2 separate regions of the Homo sapiens genome follow, and region 2 is linked to region 1. Evidence: read pairs that join two places in POLR2A ChIA-PET (ENCODE). Cell type or tissue: IMR-90. All regions are shown on one strand.

What was found. Peaks named below come from ENCODE experiments on the same cell type or tissue, not always from the same donor. Only the 100,000 strongest peaks of a DNase experiment are listed, where the experiment ranks them.
Region 2: POLR2A ChIA-PET joins it to region 1 with 5 read pairs; 5 of 35 experiments call an interaction of 5 or more read pairs at or near these places.

Annotation. Positions count from the first base shown.
Region 1 is chr2:149,749,096-149,754,095 of GRCh38, forward strand. The region is part of intron 2 of MMADHC-DT (MMADHC divergent transcript); the gene reads left to right. It overlaps LOC105373680 (a long non-coding RNA gene), which reads right to left and starts at 622. Exons shown (of 2, transcript XR_923464.3): 1 at 548-622. In IMR-90, no CTCF peak of the experiment used is centred here; no DNase peak of the experiment used is centred here.
Region 2 is chr2:150,493,510-150,498,509 of GRCh38, forward strand. No RefSeq gene overlaps it. Among named protein-coding and RNA genes, the nearest start is that of RND3, 8.3 kb to the left of the region's middle. In IMR-90, no CTCF peak of the experiment used is centred here; a DNase peak (open chromatin) is centred at 2,622; H3K4me3 peaks cover 636 bases; H3K27ac peaks cover 2,140 bases.

The DNA of each region.
Region 1 (5,000 bases):
CCTGAAGACACTCAGTGGGGCTGCACCTCAGTTACCAAGACTGGCTAATATTCATTAACTTTATATTGGTTCTCTTCCCTTTTCTGCCTTATTTCTCTGTTCTCCTGATGGATGCTTCCTGGGATCACTTCCCAAATAAACTACTTGCCCTCAAATACAATCTATGACAATGAAGAAGCACAAGCCATGATAAATAACCAGCAAACTGCCCAGCTTTGTTTAAAGAGGTGTGGGTCTATAGGACAAAATAATAGCAGAGGCAGCAAAGTTTTTGGCATTTTATTCTATGCCAGGAATTGTGTAAAATGCTTGCGTATGTTCTCTCTCATTTAATAATCAGGAAATGCCTAGGAGTTATATAAAACTATAAATCAGTGGCACTGAAAGGTTAACTAAGTAGCTCAACATCACACATCTGTCAGGTGGGGAAACCAGAATCCAACTCTGATCTCTGAGATGCAGAAACCTGATTTTGAAATCCAATGCTCTTCCACCTCCCTAACGTTGTTGAGGTTATTGAATGCCAGGCTGGAGAATTTCTACTTACCTGGGAGAACACTGAGTAACCATGGAAGTTCCTGAGACAACTGAGTTACAACAGAGAAGCCTCAGGTTGGTGACACTAACAAGAAAAAAGAGAATGTTTACACTGTAAGCAAAGCCTGGTTTGGAAATATCAGAGGAGCTCAGCCATCCAAGGCCCTGCTTAGATGCTCCTAGTACATGGATAGTCAATGCATGGTAACTGGTTGGGGAGCTCTAAAATTGAAATTCAGGTTCCAATTCAGTAATCAGACAAACCTTGGTCAGAGTCCTGGCCCCATTATTAGGTTTTTTGGAGCTGAATGAGTTACCTCCATTCTCTGAGCCTCAGGCATGTTATTTGTAGCAATTCAAGTTAATTCACAGGGTTGTTATAAAGATTAGGAGAGCTAACAGGTTGAAATAACTTTGCCTTTTGCCTGACATGCTCAGTGTACATTAGCTGGTATCAGGGAAGCCTGGAACTATATCTTGGGCACATGTGGTCTGACCCTTTTTTAAGGTCCCACAAAATTTAGCCTCTTCACCAGCTTCCACAAAAAAATTCAAGCATATCAAGCATGTTGTTGCTTTATTGAAGATTTGTGGGGCTAATATACAGAGTGAATATGGAGGTACATTCTTGGTAATGTATGTCCTCATAAGACCTGCTTCTCAAACCCTTTCTTACTCTGCTGTCAGAGTTTTATAAGACCAACAGATGAAAAACAGTGGTAGTAGGGCCACAGTGGGAATATACTCTGGCATGTGTAGAACAAGACCTGCTTTCCTCCTGCTTTTGAAGATGTTCTAATGGAAGTCCCACTGAGGACCAAGTTCATGGGTGCTGCTGTTGCATTTTGGTATGAGCAGGAATATACAAAAGGCAGAAAGGACATGTTTACTAAAAGGCAAGCTCATAGAGTAATCTGGAAATTAAGGGAGCCAGCTGCACATGCCTTGGATTTTTACCTGTTATAAAATATTCTTCTATAATACCCTCATGTTCATATAGTGCCTTTTTGTTTTTAGTACAACTTGGAACATAGTATTTTTCCAAATTATCATCCATATACTAGACATTTTTCATTGCAGTGAAATTTGATTAGGTTTAAAGGGTGTTTTGCACTTAATCCCAGCCTTGTTCTTGGTCTTACAGGGGAATTCAGAGAAATGTAAGACACATTTCCTTCCCTAAGTAGCTTATAATTTCATCAGGAAGAGGAAAAGGAAGTACTAGCATATGGTCAATGTAGAGAAAGAACTATGTGTCTGTGGGTGGGAATTATCTAAAGAAGTGGGGAGATGGAACTTGAGCTTGGATGTATAAAATGGTTGTGGTATAAGTAAATGAAGAAGATGACATTTGTGAAGAAAGGAGCAATTGGAACAAAGGTAGAAGGAAGACCAGGAATAATTTGGGTAGATGATAGTGAGAATATTTGCCTATCAGAGTGGTAATCACTGAAAGTAGATTTGGAAAAGAGAAGTATACTCACATTGGAAAGAGTTTTGGCTTCCAGGAGGCAGCGTTGTCCTCTGAACCTTGTTCCAAGCTCCCATCTTCTCACTTATGCTGATACAACAAGATCATAACTTGTCTCCTGAATCCAGTTTGCATGGCCCACGACAGGCAAAGTGATATTCTTAAAAATGCTGAATTAGCCATGTCACTTCCCTGCTACAGCCCTTTCCCAGGGAGGAATTCAAAACTGTTAACATGGCCCATGAGGCATTTGATGCTTGTGATCTGGTTTCTGCTGACCTTTAAACTTCATCTCACTCTCTGCACACTCCCCACTCCAACTCCTTGTTCAGCCACATTGGCTTTGATTCTGTCCCCGAATGATCCCTCCCACACCTACTGGAAAGCCTTAACTTGTGCTAGAAGGTTCTTCCCCTCCAGTTCTCGCCTTCACCTAATTGGTCAGTCTTTATCATGAACTGCAGCTCATGGCACACATAAGACATGCTAGGGGAAGCTTTCCCTGACTCCCTAGAGTAAATCCCCAATTTTTTGATCACAAAACACCTACACATCAGTTTTTTTTTTTTTTTTTTTTTTTTTGAGATGGAGTTTCACTCTTGTTACCCAGGCTGGAGTGCAATGGCACGATCTGCGCTCACTGCAACCTCCCTTCCCAGGTTCAAGCAATTCTCCTGCCTCAGCCTCCCGAGTAGCTGAGATTACAGGCATGTGCCACCACGCTCGGTTAATTTTTTGTATTTTTAGGAGAGACGGGGTTTCTCCATATTGGTCAGGCTGGTCTTGAACTCCCAACCTCAGGTGATCCACTCACCTGGGCCTCCCAAAGTGCTGGGATTACAGGCATGAGCCACCACACCTGGCCTACATGTCTGTCTTTTAAGACTGAATCTCAGTTTGTGCTTACCTATCTATTTATATGACTATTTAAATGCTGTCTTCTACTGGACTATAAACACCAGGAGGAAACAAAATGTTTGGTTTGCTCATGGTTGCATCTCAGCAATAGCACAATGCCTGACAAAGAATAGACACTGAATGGAGATCTGTTGGATTAATAAATGGTTCAATGAATTAATTGGTGAATGAACAATAAGCAATGCAGTCACCAGAGTTTGGACCATATTTGATATCTACTTTCTCATTATAATCAAGTTTGAGGAATATTAGTTGCTTGTTTTAAGAGCTTCTGATGTTTCTCTTCAGCCAGTTAGCTTATTTTTAGAACTCTCATACATGAATTGAGAAACCAATTTTACACCAACCCTTATCTTTTATTCCTCTGAGTCCAAGTTGTTTTAAAAATAGAGAAGTAAACACTCCAATTTTGTTGTTCAGTTCATATTTCAGTTTTTCTCTTCTCTTTTATTCTGAATATTGCAAATGGTTAGAAAAACCAAACTTACATTTATATTGCTCTTTTTATCGGCAGATTTCTCAGAGCTTTAAAAGCATTTATTAATATTTATGATAGCATTTCAACCTACAAAAATTATCCACATTAAAGCTCCTTGAAGACACATATACTACAACGGTTTTACAATATGCAGCAAAAATTTCAAATATAAATTGGATGTTTTGATTAAACCCAATAAACTGACTAATGGTGAATTCCTACAGGAAAAACCCATCATTCTAAACTCAACAACAACAACATCTTTTGAAAGCATAGGTGAATTTAGAAGGCTGCTCTTTCAAAACTCAAGGATTTGAAATACTTGTAAAAGAACAGGATAACATTTGCTCAGCTATTTCTAACTTCTTGAGAAATGTAATTGAATCTTTAGCCCTACATTTTTTCCTAATCTATGTATATAAAGCTATAAATTTTTCTTTAAGCACAAGATTTTACTATACCCTGCAAATTTTGATATGCTATATTTTAGTTATTTTTACTTCAAAAATATTTTTTAATTTCCACTTTAGTTTTTTTCTTTGACCCATGGGTTCTTTAGAAATGTGTTGCTTAGTTTGCACATATTTGGCTATTTTCTAGTTACCATTTTTATTGATCTCAGCTTTAATTCCTCTGTGGTAAGGGAACATTATTTATATGGTTTCTTAAGAACAGCAGTATGGTCTATATGCACATATTTCCATTTTTGTGAAGGTCTGAGGTGCATAACCTGCATATTTTCAAATGTGTTTACTGTTTTATATATATATGTACATATGTAAATTAGATTGATTTTGTTAATCATCTCATTCAAATATTTTACATCCTTTTTGATTTATTATAGGCTTTTTAAGTCAGTTACTATGTTATCAACAATTACTAAAGTATTGAATGATAGTGTGGCTATGTCAAATTTTCCTGCTAATTTTGTCCATTTTTACATAATACATTTTGGTATTGTGCTATTAGTGCATATTGTGAATTATTGCATTGAGAATTATTGACCTCTTCAAGGAGAACTACAAACCACTGCTCAAGGAAATAAGAGAGGACACAAACAAATGGAAAAACATTCCATGCTCATGGATAGGAAGAATCAATATTGTGAAAATGGCCATACTGCCCAAAGTAATTTATAGGTTCAGTGCTATTCTCATCAAGCTACCAGTGACTTTCTTCACAGAATTAGAAAAAACTACTTTAAATTTTATATGGAAGGAAAAAAGAGCCCATATAGCCAAGACAATCCTAAGCAAAACAACAACAACAACAACAACAACAACAACAACAAACAAAGCTGGAGGCATCATGCTACCTGACTTCAAACTATAATACAAGGCTATAGTAATCCAAACAGCATGGTACTGGCACCAAAACAGATATATAGACCAATGGAACAGCACAGAGGCCTCAGAAATAATGCCACATATCTACAACCATCTGATCTTTGATAAACCTGACAAAAACAAGCAATGGGGAAAGGATTCCTTATTTAATAAATGGTGTTGGGAAAACTGGCTAGCCATATGCAGAAAACTAAAACTGGACCCCTTCCTTATACCTTATACAAAAATTAACTCAAGATGGATTAAAGAC
Region 2 (5,000 bases), 740 kb after region 1:
TTCTCCTGCCTCAGCCTCCAGAGTAGCTGGGACTACAGGCGCCCGCCACCATGCCCAGCTAATTTTTTGTATTGTTAGTAGAGACGGGGTTTCATCATGTTAGTCAGGATGGTCTCGATCTCCTGACCTCATGATCCGCCCGCCTCGGCCTCCCAAAGTGCTGGGATTATAGGCGTGAGCCACTGCACCCGGCCAGTTTATTATTCTTTTGGTGGGCGGAGGGTAATGTTTCCTTTTGACACAACTGATTTGACTTCAGCAGAGCTGATTCAGTAATTCAGATCATAGTTTCAACTAAATTGGTAGCAGCCAGCTACACTTACCAATCAGTTTATGACTTACCTGATAAAGACAGTAGAAATATGACAGTATTGATTCGTTCTTTTTGTCACAGAAATGGGAACAAAATTATTTTATTTTCTTTTAATTATTAAAATACTTTGTTTTTATTTTAAATTATCTGGTTAAATTTTCTTTATATCCAGGCTATATAATAAAACCCCAAATCTTATTCTTTCCTTTGAAGGACACCAGTTTGGGGGAAGAGGGCATCATGGAAAATATACCCAAATGCTCAAAATAGCACTCAAGAATATCTAAGGTAATGTAGATCTAGATAAGGCTTGCAACCACTTATTTTTGAAAAAGTATGTCAGGGAGAAGAAAAGTATTCTTTCATCAGTGGCCGACAATAATCTTGCATTCTATAAACATCTTCTAGTCTTGGGGGTCTGCTGTGCCCTTTTCCATCACAAGCTCCTAGTAATGCTCTCTGAAAAGCTGTGTAGACTTAGTCCTCACTGATTTTTACAGTGCTAGCTGAGGTATTACTTATTGATAACTGTTGGATATGATTATGAACTGACTGTTAACACCTTAACACTGGCCACATAAGCAGAGGTCAAATGATTCATCACAATCTGATTCTGGCTCTTATGTAAGACATTTCTGTAGGTCACGTCGTTGTTACCAACCCATGGCAGACTGGCCATAGATTAAAGGAATATGAAAGCATTTTGATGCCATTTCTGGTGACTAGGAAGGTATATAAGTTATATGAGAAAAAAAACTACTGTCCTGTGCTTTAAAAGCAAAGAGGAGGTCCTAATACATCAATAATACAATTTATCTTAATTCTAACAGAGCAAAAAGCTATCGTGAGGACATTGTATGAAGCCATTGATCTTAATAAATATTTACTGAGGATTTATGCCAGTACATTTTGTTCAGGCTTATACAGCCTTCATGCTGCCTCTAAACGCCCCATAGTGCTTCCACACTGTCACAGCTACACTATGGAATCAATCAAATGACTGCTTTCCTGAGTACCACATGTCATCAAGTCCCACATATAGAAGTCTAAGTTAGTAATAGATGAAGTCACTCATGGCTCTTAACACATTGGCACCAGGGCACATAAGGTGGTTCATGTAGAATTAAGACAGACATATGAAACTGGATTTTGTGGTACATCAGAAATCTTGGCATGGTGAGGAAAGGAAAAAACCAAGAAATGTGAACGCATTTTTTTTATTAAAAAACAAGAATCAAGCATCTTGTTTTTACTAAAAAACAAGAAAGGCAAATATTAGCATTCCAAAAGAGAAGTTCATTTATTATAAACTACAATGGAAGTCGTTCAACTTTGATGCATTTTCCAAAAAAGCTAACTAGCTGTTGCTCAATTAATATATCTTGGGAACTTTCCAAGAATGGTGCTTCCCAGAAAAGTCTGAAATACATGAATTCATATTTTAATTTTCCCCCCAGACTTTTCAGTTTGCATTTTCAACAGTCTTGTTGAATGCTTCCCAGCCTATGTTTCTTGGTCCTCCTTCTTCTCCCCTGCTATTCCCTGCTAAGCCTCTCTCTGTTTATGTGCCTTCTTCACAACACCTGCTTATAGAAAATTAACATGGAAGTCCTGGAAAACCCTTCCATTTTAATTAACATGGAAGGTGAGGTCAAAAAGCATTGGAAAAAAGAGAATCAGAAGACTTTGCAGTTTTCTGGAGCTCACCTACCTGAGATTGCCTATGGACTATAAGACACCTTGAGTCCTCCAAAACTGGCTGATGTGGATATAATTTTTCACAGGGCTCTCAAACATTCCCCGGTGAATAAATAAACTCTGGAAACTGCAATTCTAATCATAAAAGTCTCTTTCTGTAACAGTCCAGAATGGCTGGGGCATAGGCTAGGGCATGGGTGCAAGAATAACAGAAATCCTCTGGAGAGCAAATTATTTGGGTAATTCCAGGTCCCCGATGTTCACTGTTCCCATATACACAACAGCCCTGGAGTCCTTCACTACTGTGGAAAAAAAATTAGTTTGCATTAAAATATAAGCAAAGTATTAGACTGCAAATTCAGTCTTCCAAAGGAAATTTGGGATGTAAGCAAGATCTCTACGTTTTCTAAAATTACACAATGACTGCAAAAAATGAGGTTATAATTTGGAGAGTAAAATTTTGCTTGTATCTTGAAAATGTAAATGATCCTTAAATTCCTTCCAGAAAAAGAAAAAGTCAACCTTATTACAATGAGTACAGTAATCGCAAATGAATTTTTGTGCTCACGTCATGGAATAGATGCATGCCAGTTGCATTCAGTGATGCACTGCATTCCACTGTCTGATTTTAAAACCTCTGTAGGGAAGTTGCTGTAAGAAACTGAAATGCAATTTCCTTGCAATAAAATTCTTTCTTAGTCATGACCCAGCCCTAAAGGGTTATGGGCTCCGGCAAGCAGTTAGTTACTCACTCTCTCCTTTCTGGTCTAAATTGGGTTGGAATATATATCAAAGGAAGCCAGAAAGTGGTTGGGGAGATTAAAAAAAACAACAACAACAACGTTTAGACTGAATGTCTTGACGGTCCATCCATTCACTTCTGCTTTGAAAATGGTGAGTAATTACAGCTGTAAGACTCATACAGATACAGTGACTTCACGTGGTGTTAGGAGTAAGGATATTTGGATTTTAGCCTGAGCTTTCCACTAACAAGCTGTGTGTTCCTGGGCAAATATTTAACCTCTCTGGGTGTCAAGTTCTCCACCTGTACAGTTAGTGGGCTGACCTGGAAGACCTCTGAGATCTTATATGGCTCTCATATGCCGTGGGCTATTACTTAGATTGTTTTTTAGCTCAATTGAAATAATTGTATCCTCTATTGCCTGCCTCCCCAAAGCTCACAGCATGCAGGCTCCCAAATGCAAGATTTGGGGCACCTGCTTCATTTTCCTAGGCCCCAGATTTTCTGCAAGCAGTTCTACATTTGGGCTTACGAATTCAACTATATGACATGTTGAGATCATTGGTCAAAAGGCATTGGATTTCTGTCTTATCTAGATATTTATAAGGCATTGAAAAAATTCATTCAAATCCAATTCAAAAGAGTAGATTCTAACGTGGGCAAGCAAACTGGTTTCTTCATATGCGCACACACAAATACAACTGCATAAATATGACATACCATACATGCTAGATTTGGGGGTTTGAAGAGCTTCTTTTTATACTTTATGTCATTGAGGTACAGATCTTGAGTGTACCAACAAATGAATTTTGACAAATGTGTATGATCCTGTTATCAATATCCCAAGCAAGACACAAACCACTGCCCAGAAAGTTTTCTCATGCCCCTTCCTAGTCAAACTGTCTTCTTCCAGGAACAACAATTATTATCCCCACAAATTAGTTTTGCCTATTTTCTTTTTTTTTTTTTTTTTTTTTTTTGAGATGGAGTCTTGCTCTGTCTCCCAGGCTGGAGTGCAGTGGTGCGATCTTGGCTCACCACAAGCTCCGCCTCCTGGGTTCACGCCATTCTCCTGCTTCAGCGTTCCCAGTAGCCGGGACTACAGGCGCTCGCCACCACACCTGACTAATTTTTTTGTGTGTTTTTTAGTAGAGACGGGGTTTCACCGTGTTAGCCAGGATGGTCTCGATCTCCTGACATCGTGATCCGCCCGCCTCGGCCTCCCAAAGTCCTGAGATTACAGGCGTGAGCCACTGCGCCTGGCCCGGTTTTGCCTATTCTTGAACTGGATGTATTGCATAATATAAATATCTTGGGTAGATGCATTCATGTGATTGCATGTATTTTTAGTTTGTTCCTTTTTTGCTGAGTAGTATTTCATTGTGTGAACATACCACAATTTGCTTATCTATGCTTCTGTTGAAAGACATTCGGATTAATTCCAAGTTTTTATGATTATAAATTAAGTGGAGTAACAATTTCTTTACACAACTTTTTGGACATCTTTTTACTTTTGTGTGTAAATACCTACAATTAGAATTGCTAGGTCAAAGATTATGTGTATGTTTAACTTTAAGAGAAATTGCCAGTTTTCCAAAGTGGTTGTACTATTTTACTTTCCACCAGCAATATGTGAGTAATCCATAGCTCTACCTTCTCTCTGACACTGAGTAGTTTTAATCTTAGGAATTCTAATGGATATATGATTTTTTTTGTAGTTTTAATTTGCATTTCCCTAATGTATTTCATATATTTTCATGTGTTTATTGGCTATCATGAATATTTTATCCTGGTATGTGGCTATACTTTTTTTTTTTAATGTCTTGAATTTTTTTTTTTTTTTTTTTTGAGACAAAGTCTTCCTCTGTTGCCCAGGCTGGAGTACAGTGACACAATCTTGGCTCACTGCAGCCTTCTGCCTTCCGGGTTCCAGCGATTCTCCTGCCTCAGCCTCCTGGGTAGCTGGGATTACAGGTGCATGTCACCACGCCAGGCTAATTTTTGTATTTTTAGTAGAGACAGGGTTTCACCGTGTTGGTCAGGCTAGTCTCAAACTCCTGACCTCAGAGGATCCGCCCGCCTCAGCTTCCCAAAGTGCTGGGATTACAGGCATGAGCCACCGCATCCGGCCAATGTCTTGAATTTTGATAAGTCCTGTTTATCCACTTTTCCCTTTATAGTCAGTACTCTTTGCATTTTGTCTATAAATTGTTGCCAGATCATAAGTTCACAAAGATAGTCTCCAGT